Regions from separate parts of the Homo sapiens genome. Here regions 1 and 2 are each linked to region 3. Evidence: chromatin loops called from intact Hi-C (ENCODE). Cell type or tissue: A673. All regions are shown on one strand. Links, peaks and the distances in the headings refer to the core of each region. The heading gives the core; the rest is flanking DNA. Region 1 has its middle 58 kb from the start of ADRB1. Region 2 overlaps CASP7 (caspase 7). Region 3 has its middle 59 kb from the start of ADRB1.

What was found. Hi-C counts contacts between places; a loop is a spot of excess contacts. Peaks named below come from ENCODE experiments on the same cell type or tissue, not always from the same donor. Only the 100,000 strongest peaks of a DNase experiment are listed, where the experiment ranks them.
Region 1: a loop joins it to region 3, with 8 times the contacts of the local background. A loop is called at or near these places in 3 of 110 quality-filtered maps.
Region 2: it touches region 3 in a loop (5-fold over the local background); 84 of 110 quality-filtered maps call a loop at or near these places.

The regions. Positions count from the first base shown.
Region 1 is chr10:113,980,985-113,991,407 of GRCh38, reverse strand. No RefSeq gene overlaps it. Among named protein-coding and RNA genes, the nearest start is that of ADRB1, 58 kb to the left of the region's middle. RefSeq lists enhancers at 7,912-7,981, 8,082-8,161. In A673, for the core only: no CTCF peak of the experiment used is centred there; DNase peaks (open chromatin) are centred at 4,927 and 5,857; H3K4me3 peaks cover 1,204 bases; H3K27ac peaks cover 2,500 bases.
Region 2 is chr10:113,699,073-113,709,495 of GRCh38, reverse strand. The region is part of intron 2 of CASP7 (caspase 7); the gene reads right to left. Among named protein-coding and RNA genes, the nearest start is that of CASP7, 24 kb to the right of the region's middle. In A673, for the core only: a CTCF peak has its summit at 4,257 (motif pointing left); DNase peaks (open chromatin) are centred at 3,285 and 4,235; H3K27ac peaks cover 1,363 bases.
Region 3 is chr10:114,097,235-114,107,657 of GRCh38, reverse strand. No RefSeq gene overlaps it. Among named protein-coding and RNA genes, the nearest start is that of ADRB1, 59 kb to the right of the region's middle. In A673, for the core only: a CTCF peak has its summit at 4,125 (motif pointing right); DNase peaks (open chromatin) are centred at 4,167 and 5,217.

The DNA of each region.
Region 1 (10,423 bases), core at 4,453-6,952, 120 kb after region 3:
TCCAGGTGGTAGCTGGAGAAGAGGCGAGAGATAACCTGGGGCCCAGAGAGATCAAGGCTGAGACCGCAGAACACCCACAGAAGCCGCGGCATTGCATTCCAATTTCTGTTTTGTGACCACATCTATGGACTCAGAATGAGGCATGGGGGAGCCACAGGAGCCACGCATGCCACAATTATGGTTTTCAGCAGTTGTGCTCTCATCATTGTGGTTGGGCAGAGAGGCTTAGAACATGTACAGAAGAGAATGATTCTGAGCCTGCCAAGTGCTAAAATGCAAGGAAGCAGTTTAAAGCAGCCTCAGGGAGAAGAACCAGACCCTTCCCTGGCTCCCATGAAACTGGCTGAGACAGAAACCACTGGACTTTATTCTGTGTTTTAAAATTCTATATGCTTTACTTTCATTTCTTCTAGAATTTTCTGCTGTGCTTTCACTGCTATTTTCCAAAGGCATGAAAATAAAATCACTGGTTGACAACAAAGAAGCCACCTAAAACTTTGGTTCTGACCAACATGTGATCTAGACGAGAGCTTCTCAAGCTCACAGGCACATGAATCCCCTGAGGATCTGGTTCAAATGCAGATTTTAATCCAGTAGCTCCAGGGTGGGACCTGAGATTCTGCATTTCTGACAAGCTCCTGGGTGGTGCAAAGCTGCTGGACTGCGGGCCACCTGGGTCTACCAACACCATGTCTATGGTTCGGAGTCATGATGGGATAAGGACAATGGAACACCCGAGACAGGACAAGAGGCATATGTCAGTGACCAGGAGAGAAACAGCCTTTCTTTTCCCTCTGCTCTTCCCAAGGCTGCAGTTTGTGCTCCTGTAACTGGGTCTGATCTGCTGATGTTCATTCTCACCCTTGGCAGGCACCCTGGTCCCCTAGAATATTCCCATCCTTCAAGGAGGGAGCCATGTTTCCGAGACCCTTTACCTTTAGTAAGAAGAGCAGCTCTGAGTTCCAATATAGAATTTGATTTTTTTCTCGAACCAAAGTTGTATGGCCTTGGCCTGGGAAGGAATTACTCTCCTTATATTGCACAAGAGGAGATATGATTTATAATAGGCCTGATTGTTTCCTTGTTTATTCTTCACAACAAATCTGCAAGGAGTTCTTTCTATCTCCATTTATAGATGGGGGATACTGAGGCTCCAAGAGCAATCAGGTGACAAGTCCTAGGTCACGCAGCTGATCATCTGCAGAGCTGACTCAACAGACTGAGTTCTTTCTATCACATCTCACTGCCTTTCACTTATGCAGTTATTTAAAAAGCTTGGGGCTTGCCTGGATTTCAGACACTCTGAAATCCATTATTTCTGACCCCACTACCAAACAGAGTGACCCTAAATTGCTAAAGAAAAGAGATGAGTCTTTAAGTACCAGGCAAGATTTATTAAATAGACCAGTGGATTTACCCTAATGAACTTTTTGAATTTCGAGGGTAAAGAAAAAAAAGCATTGTAAGCATCCAGGAAAATTATTACAAATGAATAAATATCAGTGTGAATTTATAATTTTCCTGCATTACATGAAACAAAAGAAGCAACTGAACAACATCCACATAATTTGGGAAAAAATGCTTATGAACTACTATTTCTACATTCAGCCGAGTAATGGTCACACACACTCAGATATTCTAGACCTCAGAAAGTCAACCACTTACCTGCCCTGCTGAAAAAGTTACTCAAAGAACTGACCAGAAGCAGTCAAATGACAGATGAAGTAAAAAAATCACTTAAGAATGGGAAGGACACACAGAATAAGTGTATAGGTCTTAAACTATGAAACCAGTTAAATATAAGTAAATCCAAATAATTATTGCTAATATGGTTATAAAAATTAAGTAAATATTAAAATAATTATTGAAAGAGAACATATACATTATTAGTAACAGTAATTTAATCCAAAAATTCCACATTGATCAAACCAGAGCTGAGAATGGTTGGAAGAAGAAGAAAGTAAGTAATATACTAAATATAATATTTTACATAAGAGAAAGGTAATAGGTATTATTTCATTCTTGTCATTACTAATTAGAGAAAAATGAATTTAAATGAATCTTAACCAGTAACATAGTTAGAGAGGATACATTGCACTTTTTCAAAATGTTAGAAGGAAAAAAAATAAAACATTATCAGAAAGAAAAATATACCTCAACATGTCCAGACGTTGCTCCTAAATAATGGAATGATGTGTGATTTTATTTTCTTTTTACTTTTTTGTTTATAATGTAATAAACATGCATCATTTTGTAATGTAAAAATAAAACTATAAAACTATTATAAGAAAAATGTGCTCCTTTTAAAAAACTACATATAGATCTAATACTGTACACAGTTCATCACACTGAATAGCCGTGCTAACTAGATTTTTTTCCTTTTTGGTCATCTGTAGTCCCAGCATGAAATTTACCTGTTTCAAAGTCTCAGATGTGGGAATGAATAATTGATATATCTGGAACCTTCTATGAATATATCAGATGGCCTTTACTTTTGCAAATAGCATCAGATGGAGGGAAAAATTAATTACCTTACCTTGAGAGCTGTGATCACCCAACCACCCAGACAGAACCTTCTCCTTTAAGCACTTCATTTTTAGCTCTTTGAAAGTCATAATTACCATCATCACTACCATCATCATCATTATCGTCATCAACACCATCATCATCATCATCGTATATGTTTGCTGAACAACTATTATGTGCCAGGCTAGGTACCTAATATCTTTCATACATGCTCTCCTGTTAATTCTCACTACAACTCTATGAGGTGAGAATGCTTGTCCTCTTCTTAGAGCTGAGGAGACAGGCTCAGAAAAGTTTAAGTTGCCTGACTGATGATTGATGATTGATGGCTGATGACGACTTACAGTGATTTTTAAAAAGTATGAACATTTTATTTCAGTAATACAACAGACACTACTCACTTTTGGACATTAGAGGAAAGAAAGAAAATGTCCAATTCCACTGCCCCCACAGAGCTGTACAACACAGCATTTCATTATATTACTGTGATTCATTCATTCTTTCACTGGAATATTTAACAAATACATGGTACCCCATTCTGGGGAGGCATAACCCTAGGAACTATGAGGTCTGCACAGACCAAAAGGGTGAGTTTTCTAGACAAATTTAGGAGAGGATAAGACAAAGATAACTATCATGCAAGTCAAAAATGGCAAATGTGCTAAAAACAAATGCAAAATGCTATGAGAGCTCAAAGAAGTGACTACCCCTAGGGGGTGAACCTGGTTGAGGGACATCTTCACAGAAGATACCGTGTTTATTCCCTGAACTGAGTAGTGACCCAGTATACTTCAGGTGCAGGAAACAAGAGAGGTTACAAGGCTCGCAGAGGGAACTGCAAAAACTCCAATCTGACTGGAGGGAGGTGCAGCCATGGGCAAAGAGGGAAGGGTGATTGTGCAAGGGGGCCCTAAATGACTCATCAGAGGCTTTAAACCTTATACAAAAGGTGCTGGGGATAAGTTGTGACAAAGTAGGATATGATCACTGTTGTGTTTTAGAGAGAGTAACTTACCAATGTTAGGGGGTGCAGGGGAGATTGGATAAAATGAAGAGTAGGAAATGGGATCTAGGGAGGTTGAGGGTCAGCTCTGCACACTGAATGAATGGAAAAGCACAGGCAAGACCAGCCCTGCATTCTAAGCCTGGGTAACCAAAACCCTCACAATGGCCTAGATGGCCTGCCACTCTAGGGTCCTGTATTAGTCTGTTCTCATGCTGCTTATAAAGACATACCTGAGGCTAGGTAATCTATAAAGAAAAAGAGGTTTAATGGACTCATTTCCATGTGGCTGAGGAGGCCTCACAATCATGGTGGAAGGTGAAAGTCACATCTTACATGGCGGCAGGCAAGGAGAGAATGAGAACCAAGCGAAAGGGGTTTCCCCTTATAAAACCATCAGATGTCATGCAACTTATTCACTACCAAAAGAACAGTATGGGGGAAGCCGCCCACATGATTCAATTATCTCCCACAGGTCCCTCCCACAACATGTGGTAATTATGGGAGCTACAATTCAAGATGAGATTTGGATGGGGACACAGCCAAACCACACAGGGTCCTCACTACCCTCAGATCTCCTTTCCTTCTTTCCTCCCCCTTGCTCCCTTGACTCCAGTAGCATGGTTTCTTCCAACTCCAAACACTGGACATCCCCAGCCATGAGGTCTCTTGGCTTACAAGCCCTTCCCAATGTATTTGCATGGTTTGAGCTCTTGCCCCCTTCAAATCTTTGCTCTCGTGTCCCCTTCTTGCTGAGGTCACGTAACACCACTATATATTTGACTTCCTTTCTCATTAGAATGTTGGCTCCATGGAGATGGGTTTTGTCTGGTTTGTCCATTTTGGCATCTCACGGCTGGCACAGGGTAAGTGCTCACTGAATATTTGTTCAGTGGTGATGGTGACATGGATGAAACCTGGGGCATCAAGGAAGAGAGCTGGCACGGGCAGCAGGAGAAATGAGGGTTTTGGTCCAGAGCATTTGTTCTTAGGTGTTGGTGGGGGGCAGGCAACTGGGAGTGAGGAGCCGGGTTCCGCCTGGGAGCCTGGGATTGGGAGCTGTTCACATGGAGACAGACATAGAGATAACTTGTATCTGGAGGGCAATGAGAAAGCACTGTGGGTACAGCTCCAGAGGGACAGGATAGGAACCAGGAATATCGGGTTTTGTAAATCAAGAAGAGAACATTTCAAGACATAGATAATCAAATGTGACTCGCACTGCAGAGCCATCAAAGAGAATGCCAAGGAGGCTTGGGAGTAAGGAGAGGCCATTTGGAGGTCACTCGTGTCCTTTCAGTCGGGTGGCATAGGCAGAGACCAGGCCACATTAGGATGTTAGCTCCATAAAGATGGGTTTTGCCTGGTTTGTCCACTGCAGCATCCCGCAGTTGGCACAGGGTTTTGAGTGTTGAGATGTGGCTGAGGTGGGATGTACTGTAAGTGCAGAAAGCACATGGGACTGTGAAGACTTAGAAAAATTAGGAAAAGCGGATGCAATATATCTTATTAATATTCTTTCTATTGAGTGCACGTTGAAATGATAATTTCATTTCAAACATTAATGGTTACATTAATTATTAAATAATTATTAAAGGTGACATTAGGATATATTAGGTTAAATGAAATATGTTATTAAACGTAGTTTTACTTTCTTCTGGTTTTTAATTTTTTTAATGTGATTACTAGAAACTTTATAATTACACACGTCTCCCATCATATTTCTATTGGACAGAGCCGGCCTTGTCTGCCAGGGATTAATATTTACCAGCATATATTCATGTATACTCTCTCTTCTTCTCTCCCTCTTTTCCTTCCTTCCTTCCTTCCTTCCTTCCTTCCTTCCCTCCCTCCCTCCCTCCTTCCTTCCTTCCTTCCTTCCTTCCCTCCTTCCTTCCCTTCCTTCCTTTCCTTCCTTCCTCTCTCTCTGTCCCTGTCTCTCTCTCCTGCCTCTGTCTCTTTCTAGAAACAAATGTCTTTGGCCAGCTACATTGTTTTCTGAATGGACACCTGAGTAGTTAATCTTCCATTCTCAGTAAAAATAGATGCTTTTCATATCAAATCATCAAGTTGCTTTAGCATTAAGCTGCCTGGAACTATATTAAAGTCAGTGATAAGCAGTCCATTAGCTGTACCAAGCTCTTAGGCTCCCTGGGAGCAAAAGAAACTGCATAAATGAAGTTTCTTCTACACTAAGCAGCAAATAAATGAAGGCCTTTGAAGAAACCACCTACGTGAAGTCCTGGAATTGTAATTACCCAACCCTCCAATTTGGCAAACAGAGGTTTTCTTACAATATAACCATCTCCCCAGTAATGGGCCCTCCCAGTAGGAGGTAGCGAGACTGTGGGTTGCATGGCGCCAAGACAAAGACGTTTACTGATTTGGACACTTGAACCGCTGCTTAAGAAGGAAATTCCCAGTGTTCATCTTGGCTGGGGTCAGGAATTGTTCTTGGGCCCTGTGAGGTCAGGCTTTAGCCTTTATGTATCTGCTAGTGGTGCAATGAACTTGCTTACTTTTCAGAAAAAGAAAAAGACACTTAAGTTTCTTCTACTCCCTTCTGATTTCTACAAAAAAAAAAAAAAAAAAGTTCAGTATTAAAATACAAAGACCAGAGCGACCTTTTTCTCAAGCTAATGAAAGGAAAGACGTTCCTTATTCAAATATTTATTAAGGAACTTGGGGTTACCTCTGATCGTTAACATTTTCTAATCAAGGAGCAGTGAAAATAAAAACAAGATTAATTGATGCTGTCTTAGGTTTGCAAGGCTCCAATCTTGGCTGAAGGACAAAGAAAGAATTATAGAAGATCCCCAAGGAATGGTCTCTTCTAAAAAGAAGGAACCTATTTTACAGCCTGAATCTTAGCTGGGAAGCAAGACTCACTTCAACATTGACAATGTCATGTTCCAAGTGAGGCAGAGTAGAGGTCAGAGTTTTCGCTGGCTGAAAACTGATCATTTTCATGCCAAGCTGTTGAATGATTCTGGCCATTTCAATATGGCTGGGTTCCTTGGAGAAGACGCTGAGAAGAGGATTCCTGTGCTAATGATTGATGCAGAAAATCCTCTAGGAGCTTGGGGAGCAGGATAAGGAAGGGGAAGAAGCTAAGCACAGGTTCCATCTCCAGCCAAGTCTCAACCTAGGCTCAACCCCACAGGGGAGCTCTGGAATGTAAATTAAACCTTAGAGTCAGTTCGTACTTGAGGCAGGGGAGCTGGCCTTTCAGCCCCAGGCTGTGGTCAGTCATTGGTTAAGGGTCAACCTGGGCAAGGTGAGCTTCCAGGCGCCCACCCCCACCAGCTGTCTATGAGCATGGGCAAAGTGGCTCGGGTCACCCAGGAGAGTTTTCCTCAAGAAACCAGGTGTTGGGCACACGAGGGAGATTGGTGGTATCTGGGTGTGGCACCATCAATGTCTGCTGCATCGTAAGTTTGACCTGGACAAAATCTTCATGTCTGCGGCTATTCCATTTATCTGCCTTCTAGAGCTCCCCACCGTGAGATCTGGGTTGGGATAGGTAGTGGGAATTTGCTGATTTTGGTTGCCCAATTTCAATTCCCCATTTTAATCATTGTAATTTAATTATTAAAGCAATTTAGCAATATTAAAGTAATAGTAATTTCAGGAAACTCTTCTCTTTCTTGGTCTGTATCTGTTGGCAGAGATGATCAACACAGACCCCGGAGACGGGTGTATATGTCAAATTCTAGGCAATCAGCACATTCCTCTCTCTCTGGCCCAGTGACTGGTTCAGGGATGGTGCCTTGGCCAGCAGTCAGATACAAGGAATTACTCTGGCAGTTTTTAATCAGAAAGGTATTCAACACAAAGCAACAGGTGCTCATGAAATCACTGGAAGGACTGAAGGAGCAGGCTCTGGCTGGGTTTCCTGAAAGATGCCCATTGCCCACCAGTGATCAAACAAGAAGGCAGAGAGTGAGGAGGCCCCCACTAGAACCCCTGTATTCAAGAATACATCCAGTTGCTACAGGCTAGGGTTCTGAAGCTTTTCAACATCTGAGAAGCTAGAGACTGGACACTGAAACAACCGTCCTGGGCCAGGAGCCACAGCAAGAAAAGAGTGCCTCTCTCACGGCTGTCTTTCAAATCTCACCCTACCACATCCTGTGGCTGGGACCTGATGTGCTTGCAGAACCCCAGCTTAGAGGGAGGCTGTGGATGTATATTTCAGTTTTCCAGCCTTTGCAGTATACGGAAGCCCCAGAAGGAGGTCAGAGTGGGCTCTGTGGGCCAGCTCACCATGTCCCCTACCCTAGATGGGCACATAGCCCAACTCAAGCTACAGGGGTCAGGGCAGGACTTTGGTCTGGCTAACGAGGGGAAGGGAAGCCCTCTTTGTTTCCTGCTGGATGTGAACATGAGAGGAAGTAGGTTTGGAGCTGCTGGAAGCCATCTTGACATCATATAAGGTCTAAGAATGAGACTAGTACGTAGCAGAGGACAGAACCAGTTTGAGAGACCTACAGAGGCAAAGAGAGGGGAGGTGACTTATTTCAGATCATCTAACGGTGTGGGCGGAGGTGGATCTAGAACACCAATTGCCTGACTCCCAGGCTATGCCTTTCCCCACCATGCAGCCCCTGCCTCTGCTTAGAACCTGTGGTCGCTTTGCTCTGGTCAGCAGCACTCCTAGCAGCCACGGAAGGGTTTCAGAATCCCTCTTTATTAAATAAAGTAGCTGACTGATCTGACCCCTCCCAGCAAGTGGAGCTGCCTGTAGATGGGGCCTTAGCAGAAAAGCGCTCAGAACACATTTTTGCAGCAGACCTGGTGGAGCTAGGGTGTGTATGAATAACTTATAGCTGGAGCCTGCCCCGAGGAGCTCAGCACTAGCTTTGAAAACACCCTAGGGGTTCTCTCCGAGTGGCACAGTGAAATGTGGCCACACCGGTTCAGGCTATTTTAAGCTTCAGAAACCAAGAGAGGTGAGGGGGGGTGAACCAGTGGGCTCTGAGGGCAGTTGAGTTCCAGGCAGCTTTCTCTGTGCCTCCAAGGTCATCTTGGGCCCTTCCCCTGTCACTGGGACCTTGCCTTCCTCTTCTCTCTTCCTTCTGAAAGGATGGGAAGGAAGGGCCCTTCTGACTTCAGGGGGCTGAGCCAAGAAGGAGCCAGAGTGGGAGGGGCTGGAGCACCTGGTCCTGTGGACTCAGTTCAGGCAGTGAAAAGGCAAAAGCATTGCCAGCCAGATCCTGAGCAATATCTTCACACTTATTTATTATATTTATCTTATTGAATCCCCTTAATAATTCTTTGAGGTAGGTAAAACCATTCTCTCCATCTGTCACAGGAAAAAATAGAGGTGCAGAGAAAGTAAGTAGCCTGCCCAAGGTCATACAGCACAGCTGGGGTTTCAAACCAGGTGGGTCCAAACTCCTAACTACTATGCTGTGTGGCCTCAAAACCCAACAATAATCAGAGCTAACTTCACTACATATACACTACTTCCTATTCCTCCCAACTGCTCTAGAAGTTCCATGGCATAAGCCCCAATCTTCAGATTAGGAAACTGAAGCTCAAAGAGCTTAGAAAGTCTGCCCAAGGACATACAAGTGAAACACAGCCGCAGTTCCAGGACTTGAACCCACTTCTCTCGCCATGGCCTGGGTTCTTACTGTTGTATTGTGAACAGATTTTTAGTGTTCTGAAACAATTTCACATCTTTTCATAGGACACCAACTTCAATCCCCTCTTCATTTTACACTGCAGAAACTAAGGTTCTAAAAGTTTAGATGGCTTGTCCAAGGTCACACAACTAATGGCTAGATGGGCTAGAACCCAGACTATGGACTTTTCAGCAGTGTGTTAACAAACTTTTCTTTCCCATGGATTTACATTAGAATTTCAGGGATATTTTATCTTCCTTTCTAGCTAATCTTCATTTCACAGTGGCTTCCACGACTTTGGCTTTGGGTTTCTCTGTATGTTTGCCTTATCCTCTGTCAAATAGTTAATGATCTGTAATGCACAAAGAGGAGACTGAGGTAGGGTACCTGTAATTGCAGCAGATATTTCTATTAGGAATATCCTCCTTTTCAAAACCTGGACCTTCCTGTAATACAGTGTTGACACCAGAATCCTTTGCCACTGAACCACACTGTAATACATAGGCCCCACCATTGTGTCACTCATAATCCTTTGCCACTGAACTACACTGTAATACGTAGGCCCCACCATTGTGTCACCCATAATCCTTTGCTACTAAACTACACTGTAATATTATACAGGCCACACCATTGTGTCACCCATAATCCTTTGCCACTGAACTACATTGTAATACACTGGCCCCACCATTATGCCACTCATAATCCTTTGCCACTGAACCACACTGTAATATGTAGGCCCCACCATTATGTCACCCATAATCCTTTGCCAATGAAGTCCTAAGCACAGCTGCACTAAGACACAACAAATTCTGGTAGGTACTGCTTTATACTTTCCTTGTAGACACTTGTTTGGGGCCTGGAAAGGGTAAAGCAGTGAGAGAGACAAAAAGCCAAAAGGGGGAACCAATAGACACTCGATGTGACTTGCTTTTTCTTGAGTACTTTAGATGATACCATTTTAAATATGGTCACAAGGATGGCCAGAAGTCACATTTTCATTCCTTGATTTACCCTCATCCTTTCAGTAAATCAACAAATATTCATTAAAGCTTCTCTCTGTGCCAAGCACTATCAAAGCCAGGCACTGAGGGTACAGCAATGATCAAATTGGGTCTGTCCTCTTGGAGTGCACAGTCTACTGAGAGAGACAAAAATGTGGATTCCCAGCTCCACAGCTGTGTGCTATCACAAGGACAGGGTCAGTGAAGAACAAAGTATGTGGCCATTGGCTCCTGCTTGGGTGGGAAGCGTGCTATGCTTGAAC
Region 2 (10,423 bases), core at 2,698-5,197, 400 kb after region 3:
AGGCACAGAGCAAGACAGAGAAGAAAAGAAAGAGTGCAGGTAGTAGTACCTAGTGTCTCCATCTGAAAACAGTCCCCTCTGCATCAGAACTAGGCTGTGCTCTGCGACGACAGGAAGTGAGTTTCCTTCTTCTCTGTAATAATAAAAACTCAACATGCTCGGAGCTCAGCAGGGGATAGAAGACTGGCACAGGCTGCCTGGCCCTGAAGGCCTGTGACTGAATCAGCAGTGAACTGCACGCTGGAGTTTTCCACAGGACCATTCAAACTCGGGCTGGGAAGGTCACACTGGCCTCTCCCTTCTCTGCTGACCGGCAGAAATGCCCCGGCTCCCCATTGTAGCATCCCCCAACCCTGGGATGGCTCCTGTGGAAAAAAGCAACTGTCTGTGAGCGTGGGGTCCAAAGGAAAAAAGAAAACAAAATTTCCATAAACATGCAGCCAGGAGCACAATCTTTAAGAGTGAAAAATTGGGAACGACAGGGGAATAGCTAAGCAAGAGACAGAGTATCAACAGAACAAACCATCATACAGTTCAAGTTGATGAGCATCACACATGGTCAACCCACCGAAGTCCCAAATCTACACCAGGCTGCAAAACGGCACTCACATGACGGCAAAACATGTCAAACTATATGTAAGTTAATCAACAAAAACAGGAAGTGAGTGTGTGGTGAATTAAAGAGTTCAAGTTCATTAGGTTATGTTTTTCCTTTAAAGGTACTCAAGTGAATAAAAATAATAGGAGACCACGGAAGCATACCAAAGCCCTTCATTTTTAAATGAGGCATACAAACATTTTTCAATGATCTTGCATAAAGTGAACGATCCAGGAGTTGCTGTATTTCCCCATCTCAACCCTCCAAATGCAACAAGGAAAATGCAAACACATAAAAACCAAACACTTATAAAGTGAACGGCTCAGCAACGCTTTTCTCCATTTCTTGGTTCAGGACCACAGTCTAGAAAGGGTATGAAGCTGATACAATGAGGTTATGACACCTGCTACCCTGCACAAGCCTCTTGATCACCTGCCATCCTCAGGTCTGTGAACAGGAGAGAAAATTCGCTCTATACATTTTTTTCTCTGAAAGTCAGTTGCAAAAATATAAACATGGGGAAGCAAACTCAGTTTAAAAGAGGCTAAGGAGAAGAATAGATCCCCCTCCCCAAAACATACCAACCTCCACATTTCCCTCTTTCCCCTAAAAAAAAAAAACAAAAAAACAAAACCAGTAGGGTCCCTGACAATAAAAATTGACAAATGACTTTAAAACAAATCATCCAGGGGGTAGAAAAGGCTGAATTGTCTTTAAATAGCCTAATAGACTGAATGGAGGATACAATACGTCTGTATTACGGCTGCAGGGTCCAGCATTAGAACAGCTAACATACTTCAGTCCTTAATCACTCCACCCATCTTTTCCCCTTAAAACTGACCATTGGCGGGCAGGGTGGCTCACGCCCATAATCCCAGCACTTTGGGAGGCTGAGGCAGGCAGATTACCTGATGTCAGGAGTTTGAGACCAGTCTAGCCAACATGGTGAAACCCTGTCTCTACTAAAAATACAAAAAAATTAGCCAGGAGTGGTGGCACGCGCCTATAATCCCAGCTACTCGGGAGGCTGAGGCACGAGAATTGCTTGAACCTGGGAGGTGGAGGTTGCAGGGAGGTGAGATCACACCACTGCACTCCAGCCTGGGCAACAGAGTGAGACTCTGTCTCAAAACAAAACAAACAAAATTCTCATCATCACAGATCCTTGAGAGAAAGAAAACCAGCAGCTCAGGGGTTAAACATGCAATGCCACGCTCACATTTCCTGTCTGTGATCACATGTTCATGTGAGAAGCAACTGGTTATGTTTTCATAGTACTTTTCTATTACTAGGCTTAATTTTTCTCTGCTAATAGTGTTCTAGGTTTCTATTACTGTGAAAAGCTGATGATTTACCTTACCTTTTCACTTTAATTTATCCCCTCTAGAAGAGCAATAACTGAAAAGAACTGGAGGTATCCCACACATGCAGAAGCTACAGCTTTGCAGTTTCTAGACCTCTGCCCACGTTTTGGTGTCCTGTGCTTGCTGCTCCTGAAACGTACACTTGGCCCTCTTCACTGGAAAGCCCACTGCTCGCCCTGCTGGGACAGCGTCCCTATGCCATCCGTCCGCCGCTGGAAAGCCCATGGCTCGCCCTGCTGGGACAGCTGTCCCTATGCCATCCCTCCGCCACTGGAAAGCCCACTGCTCGCCCTGCTGGGACAGCTGTCCCTATACCATCCCTCTGCCAAAGTGAAGCAGAGAAGAAGCCGTGTACACGAAGAAAATTTGCTGACCCACTTGGGTGGAAGGAAAAAAGCACTCTGTGGGTGGATTAATGTGGATGAACAGCCTGGTGCCACCAAAGTCGTGGGTGCCACCTGACGCTGGGGGGAAGCACTGGACAAGTTAGGCCTGTGTCTCGGTCCTGGTCCTCTTGGGTGGCTACGTATCACCTCTCTGGTCTTCCTTTCCTTGATCATAATGAAGGGAATTAGGTAAGTTCTCCCAGTGTTAAAATCATGATTCTATGATTTCTTCCTCAGCAGGCACATTCAGGTAATTCAGGAAGCTGACGGTTACTCTGATTCTCATAACAATCCCGTGGGCAGAGATCAATATCTCTATTATGCAGATAAGGAAGCTGAGGCACAGGAAGGTCACGTGACTTGCTATAGTCCCTCAAATAGTAAGTGGGAGGAAGGGCCAGGATCTGAACCCCGGTTGTCTGACTCAACTTTGCTACTTCTATTATTTTACATAGTGTCATCACTGCTTCAAATACAGCATTAAATCTTTATCATTCTCTATGTACAAATTTGGGAGACAGGCATCCAATTTTCTGGAAGCTGAATTTGAATCCTTCCTTTATTGAAAAGTAAACGCCCTGCATAAATTTCAATGTTCATATTTTCTTTAGTGGGCCCAGATCTGGCCCCTTTCAATCAATGGGCATCATGGCACAATTTTTGCTTAACTTGGAATGTATTCTTTGGAATGAATTAAGGTCTGCCTTCTTTGTTCTTGTCTCTAATTCCAAAGCATTGCGTCTTCTAAAACAGTTTTTTAACCCCTCTCCAAATGAAAAAGGATGCCACTTGAATCTTCCTTATAATTATACAAATAACACATTTTTTATAGGGATGTGTTTACATATCTTCACTCACTGGTGAAGAAGCCCAAGATGCCTCCAGGAGAGAGAATTATAACCAAGTGGCATTTATTAACCACCCTCCAGGGGGCAAAGGCTGGAAAACAGAGATGATGCCAAGGGTAAAACCCATGTGATCCGAGCCAGTGCCTGGAAAATAGGGAGTTTAGCAAATGTTGAGAATAGATCTTTTCTCCTGCTCTCTTCCACTGGGAAACCAGAAGGGTAAACAAACTCCTCAGCAGAGACACACGAGACTCCACGGAGGCCCAGGGGTAATCTGAGACTGCGGGAAACCTGTTTTCCCCTTTTTTTCCTTTTCTTGAATTCTGACCTTGAGCAGAGCTCAGAAGGGAGCCTCTGATTTCTCAGGTTCCTAGGAGAGAATATCTTCTAGGCTGCTGGCCAGGGCTTGGTCTTGGACCTACAATGGCTCCTTGTGGCCTATGCTATTAAGACCTAACTCACCCTGTCCAGCAGATTTTGCCCACTTTCCTAGGCAGAAGCCACATCGGTGGCCTTGCCTGACCATCATCTCCACCCTGGCCCTGAGGTTCCACCGGTCCCCTGATACCCCCCCTGCTTTTCCTGACAACTCAAGTTTCAGCTCCTCCTCCAGTCCTTCCTTATCCTTCCCTCCTCAACCTCCCACAGCTCCAAGGCTATGTCCTACAATTCAGCAATTAGTTATTATTTTCTGTAGCTGTGCCTAGGCATTTGGTTAAAACTTTGACTTTATATCCAGGGCAAGGACTATAGGGTTATATTTACATCAAGACAGAACCCTGTTCAAGTGCAAGGAGGACCCTAGACCCTGTTCTATAAACTGTGGTTCATAATGAATATGGACTGGCCCCACAATGATTTCCTCTAAATAACTAAAAATCTGAATGCTTTACAAATTTTAAGATATTTGGATTTTTTTTGTGCTTTTCTGTGTTTTCCAAATGTTCTTCAATAATCAGAAAATTACAAAATCACTAAATATTTTTTTAAAGAACAGGCTGGATTTTTAGTGCCTATGGACTGGAAATAAAACGATGCTGTCCTGCCATCTAGTGGCTGTGAGGCAAAAAAAAAGGCCAAGACAAGTCTAGGGGCTTGAAACTGTTAGTATTTGAAACCTGAGTCCCACCCTGGCTTTTTGGGGAAGGGGATATTTCTTTCTGCAACCCAGGATCCTTCATGTCTCCAGGGGAGGGCAGGTGAGCAGTCTGGTCCTTGATTAGAGTCAGGTCAGAGATGCTACTGCCTCCTCCACTGCCTAACAGTGATTCTGAGCTCCTTAGAGAAGGGAGCTGGAATAGGGTGGGATGGGATGGGAGGGAAGGTTGTAGGGGTGTGGGGGGGGGGCGGAGCACCTTCAGCTACAACGAACATCCAGAGGAGCCAGTGGCACTCCCATGCATCGCACCCCACATCTGTCATTGGGTCACATGGTGCTCCTGAAACTGCAGAGAGGACCTCGGGATACTTACTGTTTATTTTAATGACGTCAACATCAGTCATGCTATGAAAAAGGTAGAGTGGACCAGAATGTAGACCCTCCAGGCTTATTTATCTTTCCAAAGAACTTAAAGCTGAGGGGTGGGGGGGACATACCACAGACCACATCTATTTTTGCAAAATAAAAGGTCTTTTAGGCAGAAGTCTTCCAGCAAGGTACTCAAAAACTTTCCCAGGGGTGCACAGTCTTAAGGGAAGAATAAATGGCCAGGTCCTCAACTGCCACTTGTATTTTTTTCTAAAACTGGTCTGTCAGAGATACCACTTTTCCCTTGCCCATTCTCCCATCTCCCACTGTGTAAAAGAAGGGCAGACTTTCTCACCCACCCTGAACCTCACTTACAGGGTGATGAAACCTCCAGGTCATCCACAAAGAGACAAACAAGATGTATCTGTGAGTCTCCTTGAATCAGGCACTGTGGTGGGCTTCTTACTTATACATGAGTCTGATAAAGGGGAAGTATGTCACTAGTAATGGGGGTACGTGGGACCACACTGGGCTGTTCCAAATTCAAATATAGGCACAACTCAGATATACCGTCGGCTCAGTTTCAGACCACCACAGGAAAGCAAATATTGCAATAAATGGAGTCGCCTGACTTTTTTGGTTTCCCAGTGGGTAGAAAAGTTATGTTCACACTGTACTCCAGTCTGAGTATACGCAACAGCATTATGTCCAAAAAATACATATCTTAATTAAAACATACTTTATTGCTAAAAAATGCTAACAATCATTTGAGCCTTCAGTGGGTTGTAACTGTTGGGCTGGTGGAGGATCTGGCCTCAGCACTGATGCCTGCTGATTAATCTGGTGGTGGCTGCCGAAAATTAGGGTGGCTGTGACAATTTCTTAAAATAAGACAGCAATGAAGTTCGCTGCATCAAATGATTCTTCCTTTTATGAACAATTTCTCTGTAGCATACCATTCTGTTTGATAGCATTTTATTCACAGTACAACTTCATTCAAAATTCAAGTCAACAGAAAGGTGATTGTCCCCTCGCCTGTCACGCAATGCATGTTCCTGGCGAACCTGGCACTAAACCATTCAAAGATGACCTGCTTCTGGGTTGGGGTTTCGTATGTAGCAGAGCAGCTCCCTCACTGCGATCTATTGAAAGTCAGCCCTCAACGAAAGTGTTCGTTAAAAAAAAAAAAAAAAAAAAAAAAGGAAAAAGTTTAAAAGAAAACAAACAAAAAAAGAGTTAAAACACATACAAAATTCATGTCAATCCTCTCAAACTCTGTGGCTGCTTTACCAACTAAGTTTATGTAATATTCTAAATGTATATTTCAAAAATGTATCAGCACATTCACCAGCAGTAGATTCCATCTCAAGAAACCACTTACTTGGCTTATTCATAAGAAGAAACTCCTTATCTGTTCAAGTTTTATCATAAGATTGCAGCAATTCAGCCACATCTTCAGGTCTACTTCTAATTCTAGTTCTCTTGCTATTTCCACCATGATTGGCACACCTGCAGTTACTTCCTCCATTGAAGGAAGTCTTGAACCCATCAAAGTCATCCATGAGGGTTGGAATCAACTTCTTCCAAACTCCTATTAATGTTCAGACATCCTCCCATAAATCGCAAATGTTCTTACTGGCATCTAGAATGGTGCATCCTTTCCAGAAGGTTTTCAATTAACTGCCCAGATCCATCAGCGGTAACACTATAGCTATAATGTTATTCCCAACATTATTTATGGCAACTATAGCCTTATAAAATGTATTTCTGAAATAATATTTCTCAAATAGTAAGACATTATTTCTTAAGTAATAAGACTTGGAAGTTGAAATTACTCCTTGATCTATGAGCTGCAGAATGGATGTTTTAGCAGGCATAAAAACATTAATCTCCTTCTGCATCTTCACCAGAGCTCCTGGGTGACCAGGTGCAATGTCAATGAAAGGAATCTTATTTTAATGAGCAGTAGGTCTCAACAGTGTGCTTAAAATATCCAGTAAACCATGCTATAAACAGGTGTCATCCAGGCTTTGTTCTTCCATTTATAGGGCACAGAAAGAGTATAGATTTAGCATAATTCTTAAGGATTTTCAGACTGGTCAATGAGCATTGGCTTCGGCTTAAAGTCACCAGTCTGCCTAACAAGAGAGTCAAGCATCCTTATAAAGCACTGAAGTCAGGCATTGACTTCTCTTCTCTAGCTAGGACAATCTTAGATGGCATCTTCTTCCTATAGAAGGCTGCTTTGTCTACATTGAGAATCTGTTGTTTAGTGTAGCCACTCTCACCAATGATCTTAGCTAGATCTTCTGGATAATTTGCTGTAGCTTCTACATCAGCACTTGCTGCTTCATGTTGAACTTCTATTTTATGGAGAAGGCTTCTTTCCTTAAACCTCATGGATCAACCATTGCTAGCTTCAAACTTTTCTTTTGCAGCTTTCTCACCTCTCTCAGCCTTCAAAGAACTGCAGAGTTAGGGCCTTGCTCTGGCTTAGGCTTTAGCTTAAGAAAAAGTTGGGGCTGGTTTGATCTTCTATCCAGACCACTCAAACTTTCTCCAAGTCAGCAATAATTAGCAATAATGTTATTATCCGTGTGTTCACTGGAATAGCACTTTTAATTTCCTTCAAGAACTTTTCCTTTGCATTCACAACTTGGCTGTTTGGCACAGGAGGCCTAGCTTTCAGCCTGTCTTGGCTTCAACATGCCTTCACTAAGTTGAATCACTTCTAGCTTTTGATTTAAAGTGACAGACATATCACTCTTCCTTTCAATAGACACCTAGAGGCCATTGTAGGGCTATTAATTGGCCCAATTTCAATATTGCCTCAGGGAATAGGGAGGCCCAAGGAGAAGGAGAGAGACAGGAATGGCCAGTGGGTGGAACAGTCAGAACACACTTAACATTTATCATTTAAGTCTGCTGTCTTATACAGGTGTGCTTTGTGGCACCCCAAAGCAATTACAATAGTAACATCAAAGATCACTCATCACATTTACAGAGATTATCCTGGATTTGAACAACGACAACAAAAAAGATTACTGATCACAGATCATAGTAACAGATATAACACTAATTAAAAAACTTAAAATGTTGTGAGAATTACCAAAATGTAACATAGAGATACAAAGTGAGCATATGCTGTTGGAAAAATGGAGCCAATAGGTTTGCAGGGTTGCCACAAACCTTCCATTTATTAAAAATGCAATATCTGGGCCAGGTGTGGTGGCTCATGCCTGTAATCCCAGCACTTTGGGAGGCCAAGCGGGGGGTGGATCACTTAAGGTCAGGAGTTCAAGACCAGCCTGGGAAACATGGCAAAATCCTGTCTTTACTAAAATACATATAAAAATTAGCTAGGCGTGGTGGCATACGCCTGTAGTCTGGCTACTTGGGAGGCTGAGGCAGGAGAATCGCTTGTACCTGGGAGGCGGAGGCTGCAGTGAGCCAAGATCACACCACTGCACTCCAGCCTGGACAACAGAGTGAGACTCTGTCTCAAAAAAAAAAAAAAAAGAAAGAAAGAAAAGCAGTATCTGCAAAGCACAGTAAAACAAAGTATGCTTGTATATACTGAAAAATGTGTTAAAATATATATATATAATAGAATGAAATGGAAGTGATGATGGTTCTTATTTAATGTCTTTGCCTTTTTCGTTCCCTTATTTCCAAAGATTTTTTATTATTGAGCTGGAGTCCTATGTATTGGTCTGTTCTCAAACTGCTATGAAGATGCTACCTGAGATTGGGTAATTTATAAAGAAAAGAGGTTTAATTGACTCACAGTTCCACATGGCTGGGGAAGCATGGTGGAAGGGGGAGCAGACATGTCTTACATGGCAGCAGGAGAGACAGAGTGTGTGTAGGAGGAACCGTCAAACACATAAAACCATCAGATCTCATGAGAACTCACTATCACCAGAACAGCATGGGGGAACCACCCCCATGATCCAGTCACCTCCCACCGGGTCTCTCCCTCAACACGTAGGGATTATGGTGATTACAATTCAAGACGAGATTTAGGTGGGGACACAGAGCCAAACCATATCAGTCCTGTGAGAACAAAACAAACACTGATTCCAGGAGGTAAACATGGCATGGCTGGGCTTGGTACCCTTTCTTTCTTCCTTTCATCCTTCTTCCCTTCTACCCATCCATCCATTCATCTATCCAAGAATAAAAATTTAGAATTCAGAAACAAGATGACTGTCACAAGGATGCCTAATAACATATTCACTGAACTGAAAAATGGTATCAGACCTTTACTGACAGCAAACAAGTGTGGTATGGCTAACTGGTTTGACAGGGACTGGCTCTGTCCATTAGATTATAGAGCAGACAATTTTCATACATGAATGAGCTGCATTAGCAACTCCAACGTCTTGACAAAAATACATTTTAAAAAGCATATGGTTTAAAAGCATTTTATCAAAAAAAGGATACTGACAAATGTTTATTAATGCTTAATTATCTTTTCTGGAACATTTTGAGTTAAACAGACTGCCTCTAAATAAAAGAAGAGCAAATTTAATTTACAACTGTTTGAGAAGTTTGGGTACAAGTTTTTTGGTGTACTTCCCAGAAACTAAAAAAATTAAATACCTTTAAGGCGGAATGATAATTCCTTTTGTAAGTTAGATAATTGCCAATTCTTCCAACATAATTAAGGAAAGACCTAATCAAGTTGTCATTTTTTGGTCCAGAACTCAGAAGGAATTCAAAGAATTAAGTGACATGACTGTAACAAAACTCCTACCATCTCATGTATTTATTCATGATTTCTCAGTGCATCTTATCTCTAAAAATGAAAAATAGGAAAAAGAGGTAATATCAAATTCTTTCTTATTCCAGCAATAAGTATTATTTGTCCATTTCTTTAGAAACTAACTTATTAAGAGCCCCTTCATTCCATTATAAGTTGAAACTTCAATGCAATTTCTATTTAATAATTATTTTGATGAATGACAATTTAATAATATTAATGATATATTAACATTTATTTTTCAGATCAATTGTGAATTCATTAAAGCTGAAACAGTAACTTAGTCTAGGAGAACTTTCTTTTAATACTCATGATATCTAGAAAACTGTCTTAAAATTTATATGGATACACATATGCATACATGTATATGTTACATAGGTATATGATGTGGTGTGATCAATAAGACTTTCAAGCAACTAAATCTATTACATCAGAAGAAAATGTGGAGGAAAAGAGAATGAAAAAACCAAGTTTGAAGGGAAAAAAGACATAAAAGTTCTAGCTGTTACAGGAGAGCTGTTCATGTATTCTTTTAATGGATAAAGGTGGTTATAAAATCACTATGGATGTAGATTCCACTGGGTACATTTAAAGAAACGACTTTGAAATGTCAGTATTTACAACACACCATTTATTTTAATAATTTCTGGGAAGTACATCAAAAGGCTTTGCTGAGCTGGAGTCCTGTGTATTAGTCTGTTCTTAAACTGACTTACAAAATGATTATTAAATGATTCCCGTTTCTTTCACTTGTAGACAACTTGCTGAAGTCAGATACTCAAAAAGGGTTCGGAAGAGTGAAATATTATTACATTTTTTGCAACTATCTTGACAAAAATGTGTATGTTACCTTAAAATATACACACAGCTTTATATTATTTTGAGCACATATAAGCAAAGGCATTTGAAGACCATTGCTCTAAGGGGCTTTCCTTGGGGAGTAAGTTGGCCTGCACCGATTTCTCATGGTTTTGGAAAGTTCCAGGAGTCAGAA
Region 3 (10,423 bases), core at 2,841-5,340:
AGTTTTTTTCAAAAGAATGATTTTTATTTTTCATTTTATTATTATTTTTTGAGACCGAGTCTTACTTTGTCACCTAGGCTGCAGTGCAGTGACGTGATCTCAGCTCACTCCAACCTCCACCTCTCGGGTTCAAGCGATCTTTGTGCCTCAGCCTCTTGAGTAGCTGGGAGTACAGATGTGAGTCACCAGGCCCAGCTAGTTTTTGTATTTTTAGTAGAGATGGGGTTTCACCATGTTGGCCAGGCTGGTCTCGAACTCCTGACCTCAGGTGATCTGCCGGCCTTGGCCTCCCAAAGTGCTGGGATTACAGGCATGAGCCACCGCACCCGACCAAAAAGAATGATTTTTAGTTATTTAATAAAGTTAGGTCCCTAATTCCTTAGATTGCATACAAGGGGCTCAGCATTTGATTCGAGATCTGGGCTCATAAGCTATAAATCAGGTACTGTTTTAGATAACTTACGTTGATTTATTTTATTCTTGCAAAAAAGAAAAAACCCATTTCAGAGATGAACAAGCTAAATAAGATTAAGCAATGTGTTTGAAGTCATTTGGCTAGAAAGCAGCTAGCTTACTAACCAGAGAGCCAGAATTTGAACTCAGGCTTTCCAACTGTAAGGTTTATGCTCTCAGGCACGACATGAAATTTCTAGTCACCAGGGTCCTCAGCCCTAACACAGTGCCAGGCACAAACAGAATGCACAGTCACCTCTTACTGAATGAGTGAATGAGTTATAAATTATTCAGTTTGCTCCTAACCACTATTTGTCTAAGCAGTTGCAAGATCAATTTACACAGTGCCAAAGGAAAATTAATCCAGGCGTATAACACTATTAAATAGATCTCTGTACTGGTCACATTTTCCCTAGGTAGTTCAGATTAATTTGTGCAGCCCAAGATATAATTTACCCTGCAGATCATTGAAAAAGAATATACTGCGCCCAAATTATTATAATATTAAAAAATGCCATGTATTTTCTTTTAAATTTTTTGGGCACATATTTCTTGCTGGTATGTGAGAGTCTCAAGGAACGCTTTTTGCTCTTTGCCGGTTTTTTAGCAAGCAGGATATGGGAATAGACGTCAACTTTAAGCAAAGACAAAAACTGTCCTGGTAGTGAACTGCCCCTTCATTTTTGGTCATATTTCAGCTGAAAGGAAGCAGAGCTCTGATGTTACATATTAATATGTAGTAGAAAACAACACTATCTTAGGAACCGCTTCAAGTTATATTGTAAATTATATCTTATAAATATAATTTTTATATTTTTAGAAATTTTGTTTTCTGTACTGAAGAGTTCCCTGGTGAGACATTTTGCTAAAAACAATAAGATGTGAAAGATTTTTTGCATTAACTGCTTTGGTTGAGTCATTTGCCAAGAGCCCACTAAAAGCTCTCTGAGCTTCAGTGTTCATTGGCTGGAAAAGGGTTATAGTTTATCATTTTAAAATTCCATTACATATTGTAAAGTAAAGATATTGACTATATAGATCCAAGATTTCAAGGCCAAGTACTAGCCAATTAATTGTCATGGATCAAATATCTGTGAAAGATGCTGTATTAGGGTTCTCTAGAGGGACAGGTCTAATCGAATAGACGTATATAAGAATGGGAGTTTATTAAGGAGAATTGATGCAAGGAAGCCAGTCTGAGTCCCAAAACTTCAAAAGTAGGGAAACTGACAGTGTAGCCTTCAGTCTGTGGCCAAAGGCCTGAAAGCCCCTGGCAAACCACAAGTGTAAGTCCAAGAATCCAAAAGCTAAATAACTTGGAGTCTGATGTGCAAGGGCAGGAAGCATCCAGCATGGAAGAAAGATGAAGGCTGGAAGTCTCAGGAAGTCTGCTCTTTCCATCTACTGCCTGTTTTATTCTAGCTGCACTGGCAGCTGATTAGATGGTGCCCACCCAGATTGAAGGTGGGTCTGCGTCTCCCAGTCCACTGACTCAAAATGTGAATCTCCTTTGTCAACACCCTCACAGACACTCCCAGGAACAATACTATGCATCCTTCAATTCAATCAAGTTGACACTCAATATTAACCATCACAGATGCATAGAAGGAAAAAAGAAATATTCAAGTAGAAATCTATAGACTTAGTTGTTAGAGATGCAAGTAATTACTGCCTTGTATTAGCACATAATCATTAAAATGGAAAATTAAAAAAATCTTATAAACAGCCTCAAATGACATGAGTACAAGTTTTTCTGCAGTATGTTCCCCTTAGTTTTATTAATTTTGACCATTGTCATCACTCTATCCTCAGCTGAGTGTACTTCCTCTAAGTACATAAATTTATATTAGTTTAGCTAATATAAAACTTCCACTACCCAGATGTTTTAACAACTCTTAAAAGAAGAAAAAAGAAAATAAATGTAAAACAAAGAGCACCCTGGGATGATAAGAACATGTAACAGAGTTAGCGACATTAAGCATTAAAACCTTAAGTGGCTTTAAAAAATGGGAGCCATAAAACAATGATTTCCCCCAGGCGCGGTGGCTCACACCTGTAATCCCAGCACTTTGGGAGGCCAAGGCGGGTGGATCACGAGGTCAGGAGTTCGAGACCAGCCTGGCCAACATGGTGAAACCCCGTATCTACTAAAAATACAAAAATTAGCCGGGTGTGGTGACACACACCTGTAATCCCAGCTACTGGGGAGGCTGAGGCAGGAGAATCACTTGGAGGAGAAGGCTGCAATGGCTAAAAGTGTACATTCTGGAATCAGACTGTCTGGTTTGAGTCCTGGCTCCACCATCACTTGATCTAGTTGCTTGACTTTTCTGAGCCTCATTTTCCTCATATGCAAAATGGGGGTGCTAGGAGGCCCCTTCCTCATAATATTGTTGTGAGAGTCAGATGAGATAATGAGGATAAAACCCATTTTGTACCTGATCACATAGTGCCAGAACTGAACACGTTAGCTATTAATATGGTTTGGCTCTGTGTCTCCACCCAAATCTTACCTTGAATTGTAACAGTCCCCACGTATCGTGGGAGGGACCTGGTAGGAGGTAACTGAATAATGGGGGTGGGGCTTTCCTGTGCTGTTCTCATGATACTGAGTAAGTCTCGCAAGATCTGATGGTTTCATAAAGGGCAGTTCCCCTGTACATGCGCTCTCTTGCCTACCACCATGTGAGACATGATGTTGCTCCTCCTTTGCCATGATTGTGAGGTCGCCCCAGCCATGTGGAATTGTGAGTCAATTAAACCTCTTTCCTTTATTTTTATTTATTTATTTTTTTCAAGATGGAGTCTTGCTCCATCACCCAGGCTAGAGCGCCGTGGTGCAATCTCGGCTCACTGCAACCTCCGCCTCCGGGGTTCAAGTAATTCTCCTGCCTCAGCCTCCTGAGTAGCTGGGATTACAGGTACCCACCACCACACCCAACTAATTTTTGTAGTTTTAGTAGAGACAGGGTTTCACCATGTTGGCCAGGCTGGTCTCGAACTCCTGACCTTGTGATCCACCCTCAGCCTCCCAAAGTGCTGGGATTCCAAGTGTGAGCCACCACACCTGGCCAAACTCTTTCCTTTATAAGTTACCCAGCCTTAGGTATGTCTTTATTAGCAGCATGAGAACCGACTAATACAGCTATTGTAATGGGAGAGAGTTCAGAACCCCAGCCCTGAACATGGTTCTTCAAGGGCTGAGGACATTGCAAGATCCTGAGCACTAGGCAAGGACCAACCGTGCAAATGGTGTGATGTGATGAAAGACGTGGTCTTATCCTTATAAAAGCATTCCAAAAGAAGTACAAATAGTAAAGGCACAGTGATGCGCTGATCATGGAACTCCTCATCTCCAGCACTGAAGATGGCAAGGAATTTTCTTACATGTGTACGTGTAGTTTTGGCACTGTAGATGACATTAGTATGAAGAAACAAGCTGTCACCTGCCACAAAAGATCAGGCAAAGCAGTTTCTGGTCATCACCCAATGTACCAAAACAGATTCAAAGTTAGTTCTTATTAATATTCTTCTCCCTGACGAACCTAATGATGGATTTTTAAAAATGTATTTGAGTAAAAAAATAAAAATAATTTATAAAGTCTAAGTCTAGCAGATTAGGCCTCCCTGACGTAGTTGCTCCTAGAAAATGTGTGAGTTAAGTTTATGCTCTAAATGCCACTAGATGGCGGATGAATATTATTAAACCACCCAATCTTCACAGACAAGTTCTGGGAACGACACGCTTTCCTTCTCATCATCCTGCCCTGTCTGCAGGATCCTGGGAGGTCTCTCCTGTAACTCCAGCTTTTTTCAGTCCTTGTCTTTCCAGTGTCAGGTGAAAGGCAGATACTCAACCCCTAGAAGAGTCTACGACCCTGGATGGCAGGCACTAGCTTAATCCAACATATGATGAGTATGATTTTACTGTGGTCCAAACTCCTAATGCAGAAAATATCAAAAGCTTTCCAACCTTTGAAAATTTTATTTCTAAGTCTTTCAGAGCCAGACATTTGGAAGAAAGGGCAACGTCCTTGCAGGCATTTTGCAGAGCACTTGTTAGAGAGGATGTGCCCGGTGTTCTGTGATGCCACCTTCCTGCCGCACATCAGCCAGATGCACGTCTCAACCTCCCCACTCCCAAACGGGCAAACAACTCCACTGCTACCTAAATCTTTAACTTCTTAATTTCAGAAATCGGCCGGGCGTGGTGGCTCACGCCTGTAATCCCAGCACTTTGGGAGGCCGAGGTGGGTGGATCACGAGGTCAGGAGATCGAGACCATCCTGGCTAACATGGTGAAACCCTCTCTCTACTAAAAATACAAAAAATTAGCCGGGCGTGGTGGCGGGTGCCTGTAGTCCCAGCTACTCGGGAGGCTGAGGCAGGAGAATCGCTTGAACCTGGGAGGTGGAGCTTGCCAGTGAGCCCGAGATCGTGCCACTGCCACTCCAGCCCTGGGGGACAGAGCAAGACTCTGTCTAAAAAAAAAAAAAAAAAAAAAAAAAAGAAAGAAAGAAAGAAAAGAAAAAGATATTAATTGGTTCTTTTGGGGGGAGGCAGATGGGGAGATATTGAACATAATTGCTGGCACTCCAAAATTTGGGAGGCTAGTTTGGACTATACTTGAGTGATCTTATCAAAGGATCTAATTTTTTTTTAGTTCTTTAAAAATAAGGTTCTGAATTTGAGCTGCCTCAGCTGTATCCTCTCTGGAGAGAGTTGATAATGGGATTGCTCAAGCAGTCTTGTAAACAGAGAAGTGTCCTCCTGGAAAAAGAGCTGGGCTTTCATGTCATGTCACCACAGGAAGCAGAAACCCAGCACGTTTTGCTTTATGGTTTAAGATTTTGTTACATTCAATGTAATTTGCTAACTACGACAAAACTACCCCCCCCCCCCATTGTTTATAATTATCTAACTAATCATTCTTTTTTTTTTTTTTTTTTTTGAGACGGAGTCTCGCTCTGTCGCCCAGGCTGGAGTGCAGTGGCGGGATCTCGGCTCACTGCAAGCTCCGCCTCCCGGGTTCACGCCATTCTCCTGCCTCAGCCTCCCAAGTAGCTGGGACTACAGGCGCCCGCCACTACGCCCGGCTAATTTTTTGTATTTTTAGTAGAGACGGGGTTTCACCGTTTTAGCCGGGATGGTCTCGATCTCCTGACCTCGTGATCCGCCCGCCTCGGCCTCCCAAAGTGCTGGGATTACAGGCGTGAGCCACCGCGCCCGGCCAATCATTCTTATTTCTGGAGAAAAACCAAAGGTAGCTAATGCCAAGGCCCCTGGTTTAAGAACCAAGTCCCCTCTCCCATTTCCACACGGTAGATGCTGATTCCAGATTGCAGCTGGACCTGCTGACCTGAGAGAGTGCCCGTGGTCTGGAAAGGATCCATGTGAGGGAGACAGGACAAGGACCTTACAGTCTGAGAGAACACAGTATGGCGATGACAGGGAGCAGGGATCCCGGGTGGTACGCGAGGAAGGGACTGTCCTGTGGTGGATGCTGTTCCTCTTACGTGTACCCTAAGCCACCGTCAATTCCTAGCCCTGTGTGGGTGTCGGGAGCTGCTCAGGGTCTCCCCTCTGACAGAGGTATGATGTTCTCACTGATGAGCCACTGGCCTTTGCTGTCAGCTGAGACGTTGGCAAAGCACCTCCTCCTCACCCAGCCCCTCTGCAAGTGGTGGCCATGTGGCCACATGGCTTTCTGGTAAAGGATCTATTTCTTGGCTTGGCGAAGAAGGAGGGAGAGAAGCATTTTCCTGCTTCCAGATGAAGTCAACACAATCATTTCCTTCTTCCCTCCCCACTCTGCAGGCCGGGAGCTGGGCGCTTTCTCTCTCTGGCTTCCTGGAAAGGGTTATTGGAAACGGGGCCGTACGTGAATCAAAGGATGCAGAGCGAGGAGGGAACCGAGCCTGCCACGGTCAGGGGCGGCGCGAGGCGGGGAGCCCAGGCTCTGCGGAGGGAAAAGCCGGGCGCGGAGGAGCTTCACCCTCTTTTCGGAGCCCTGTCATTTATTTGTCCCAGTGTCTGAGCAGAGCTTTGAACGGTGCCGTCGAAGTGGAAAGCGAGCTGGGAAGAGCTCCCGTTTGGAGCTTCCAGCCGCTTCGTTCCGACTGCAGCTGCCAGCCCCTGTGGCTTCCCAGCTTATCACTGGCTGCGGTTTCCCACGGCGTGAACCACGGCCCTGACCTTCTGTTTCCGTCCAGAGCCCACGCTTCACTGGCTTTTAGGATTTTCCGAGGGATCGCCTGTCTCCGTCGGCGCCCCTGTCCTCCCCGCCTCCTCCTTCTGCTCCGGGTCCCTGGCAGCTCTGGGATGCGGAGCCAGGCTTCCCTCCTCCCTGAGAACTCCGGTCCCCTCTCATGTCGTTCTCTCCCTCTGTAGGTGCGTTTCTGGCTTGATAGGGAATTTTTCTCACGGAGCCACTTCCACGTGGAGTAGGAGAATTTTTACTTTTGTGGCTGAGTACGTTTCTGGAGCTTGGATAATAATACTGGGACATATCTAGCAATGTGCAGACTTGCTTTTCACGGTGAGTGAAAAGTACGACTTTTACTATTAAGAACTCTGTTGTGCTGCGTTAAGAGCTGGAACTGAGTCCTCATTTGAGGACTGTTAGGAAGATGGACAATCACCCACCATTCCCCGGGAACCACATCCGATGCGTGCACGTTACCGTGCCTGTCTGGAGACCAGCGGACTTCAATTCGCCTTACTTCAAAGGTCACTGGGAGGGAAGGTTGGGTGCCTCACTCATGGTCTGACATATCTGAGTCACACATCTCCCAAGCCACCATGTCACAGCCCGGGTGGGGCACCAGCCTCTCCACTCAGCATGAGGATTACAGGTTTGAAGTTGGCTTTTGTTGACACAATTGGAACCATTGCCAATTGTTTATATTTTGATAAGGATCTAACAATCATCTTGAAAACCACAAAGATGGTGATCATGAAGACACAAAGGCATATTTCTAATGAATTCAAGTTCATGTATGTTATCTAAATCAATGAGTAGGAAATTGAATTCTCAAAACACTGAGGTTTTGGTCTTGGAGCTGGGCAGGGTGCGAAATCATCATCTAGGGCGGTCGTTCGGCGGAACCTGGCTCAGAACACAGAATGTGGCCATCTGGCGGTTGCACATATGGATTACGTCTCTGTCACTTTCAGCAGTTACTATTACTTTTTTCTTTAGACAGTCTTGCTCTGTCGCCCAGGCAAGATCAGGGGCGTGATCTTAACTCAACAATCTCTGCCTCCTGGGTTCAAGCAATTCTCCTGCCTCAGCCTCCCAAGTAGCTGGGATTACACACCTATGCCACCATGTCTGGCTAATTTTTGTATTTTTAGTAGAGGCAGGGTTTCGTCATGTTGGCTGGGCTGGTCTTGAACTCCTGACCTCAGGTGATCCGCCCACCTCGGCCTCCCAAAGTGCTGGGATTACAGGCGTGAACCACTGCACCCAGCCCAGCAGTTAGTATTTTAACCAAGTAGTGCCTAATCTCTGCTCCCCTGATAAACTCAGCAGCGACCCCCTGCCCTGTATCCCACGCTACTCCACTTCCAGCAGGGACAAAAGCGTTTTCCAGCCCTTTCAGCAAGGGGGAGTGCTCTGCCCAGAATAGAGCTTCACTCCTCGGCCACCCATTCCCCAGCCATCCAGCACTGAGGGACTCTTGTTCCCACTGCTTTGAGAAATGTCCCCTGAGAGGTCAGACCCAGTTTGGACACTGCAAGCCTTCCTTCCCGAGGCAGGGAGGAAAAGGTGAAATGGCCCCATAATGCAAAACATTGCTCACACCCAGGTTTCACTTCCTGGTCAGAACGCAAAGCAAAACCACCTGCTCCAACTCAGTCTCTGGAAGGGTCCCTGGGAAGCAGGGAAAGGAGAAACAGTAGAATTAAAAAGTAGGCCTCCTGGCCCAGTGCAGGGGCTCACACCTGTATTCCCTGCACTTTGGGAGGCCGACGTGGGCAGATCACTTGAGGTCAGGAGTTCAAGACCAGCCTGGCCAACGTGGTGAAACCCCATCTCTACTAAAAATACAAAAAATTAGCCAGGTGTGGTGGTGGGTGCCTGTAATCCCAACTACTCGGGAGGCTGAGGCAGGAGAATTGCTTGAACCCAGGAGGTGGAGGTTGCAGTGAGCCGAGATTGTGCCACTGTACTCCAGCCTGGGTGACAGAGCCAGACTCCCCCTCAAAAAAAAAAACAAAAACAAAAACAAAGTGGGCCTCCTGTGGGTGAGCAGAGTCCCTTCTGGCTTGGGTGGGGAGGGGAGAAGATGCGCTTTTGTTAAACCCACAGGAAATAAGTCAAGGTCAAAAAGCTGTTTGAATTGGAGTCAGATCTATCTGAAGAAGTCTAATTTGTGTCAGAATCTTTGTCATTCTCTGCCTGTTGCTCAAATAGGGCATGTGATTATTGAACAAATCACGAGAGATAAGGAGGGCTGTTTCAGCTTTCCCTGGAGGTGGGGTGAGGGTCATAAGGAGTGGGGACTGGGGACCATGTATTATTTCCCAGTGCTGCCTAGGATCGAAGAAACAGTTTGTTGTAAATATTAATTGAATCAATGTTGCCTGAAATTAAAGGAACATTATAATTCGTGCCTGTGTGTATAACCCTCAGGCAATTAAACGGTGTAGAAGTCAGTCAGTCAGAGGCCCACTATGCAATAGCAGCTGTGAGGCAGTGTTTCCCCACCTAAATAAATTGTTTTATTTGATAAAGAATTTTCAAGCTGGATGCGGTGGCTCATGCCTATAATCCCAGCACTTTGGGAGGCCAAGGTGGGAGTATTGCTTGAACCCAGGAGCTCAAGACCAGCTTGGGCAACATGGCAAGACCCTGTCTCTACAAAAAATAAATAAAATAAAATAGCCAGGCATGGTGGCACGTGCCTGTGGTCCCAGCTACACAAGAGGCTATGGTGGGAGGATCGCTTGAACCCAGGAAGTTTTGGCTGCAGTGAGCTGTGATCATGCCACTGCACTCCAGCCTGGGTGACAGAGAGAGACCCTGTCTCCAAAAACAAAAAAAAAAAAAAAAAAGGAATTTTCAAACTGGGGCATATGGACAAAAGTTCACTCTTCTTACTGGGTGTGAGACCTCAGGTGAGTTACTTAACCTCTTTGAGCCTGTATTAGTTTGCTAGGACTGCCATAACAAAAGATCACAGACCGAGTGGTTTAAACAACAGAAAGTATTTTCTTACAGTGCTGGAGGCCAGACATCGGACATCAAGGTGTCAGCAGGTTTGCTTTCTCCCGAGGCCTTTCTCCTTGGCTTGCAGATGGCCACTTTCTTGCTGTGTTCATATGGTCTTCCCTCTGTGTTTGTCTGTGTCCTAATCTTCTCTTCTTATAAGGACACCAGTCAGATTGGATGAGAGCCCACCCTCATGACCCCATTTCAACTTAATTACTTATTTAAAGGCCCCTTCTCCAAATATAGTCACATTGTGGGGTTCGGGGGGGTGGTTAGGGTTTCAGCATATGAATTTTAGGAAGACAGAATTCAGCCCATAACAGAGCGCCAGTTTCCTCACTGGTAAAACGGATAAAATTTGCCCTCCTTTCTTGTTTTGAGACTCAAATGAGGTAAAGTAAGAAAAAGGACTTTGGAGGGTGTCAGGTGCTAGACAAAGGAAAGTGGTCATCCCATAGAGGTGGGACAGACCGCTTCGGACGATGTGCCTATAGGTCTGGTGAAAAGTTGTATTCTCTGTACACACCCAAGATTTGGAGGCCAAGTTCCTTGTGAAAAGATACATTTGCAAAGAGGCTACTAAATGTCATGCCTTGTTGGGAATTTGAGCCTAGAGTGATATTGCAAATAAAACATTCATTTATTTATCCATCACCATCATCGACTGCACGCCTACTCCGTGCTGGGCCCTGTGAGGGCCCTCACCTATTGCTGAGGCCAGATGGCAAGGAGGCTGGGTGAACTCAACAGGAA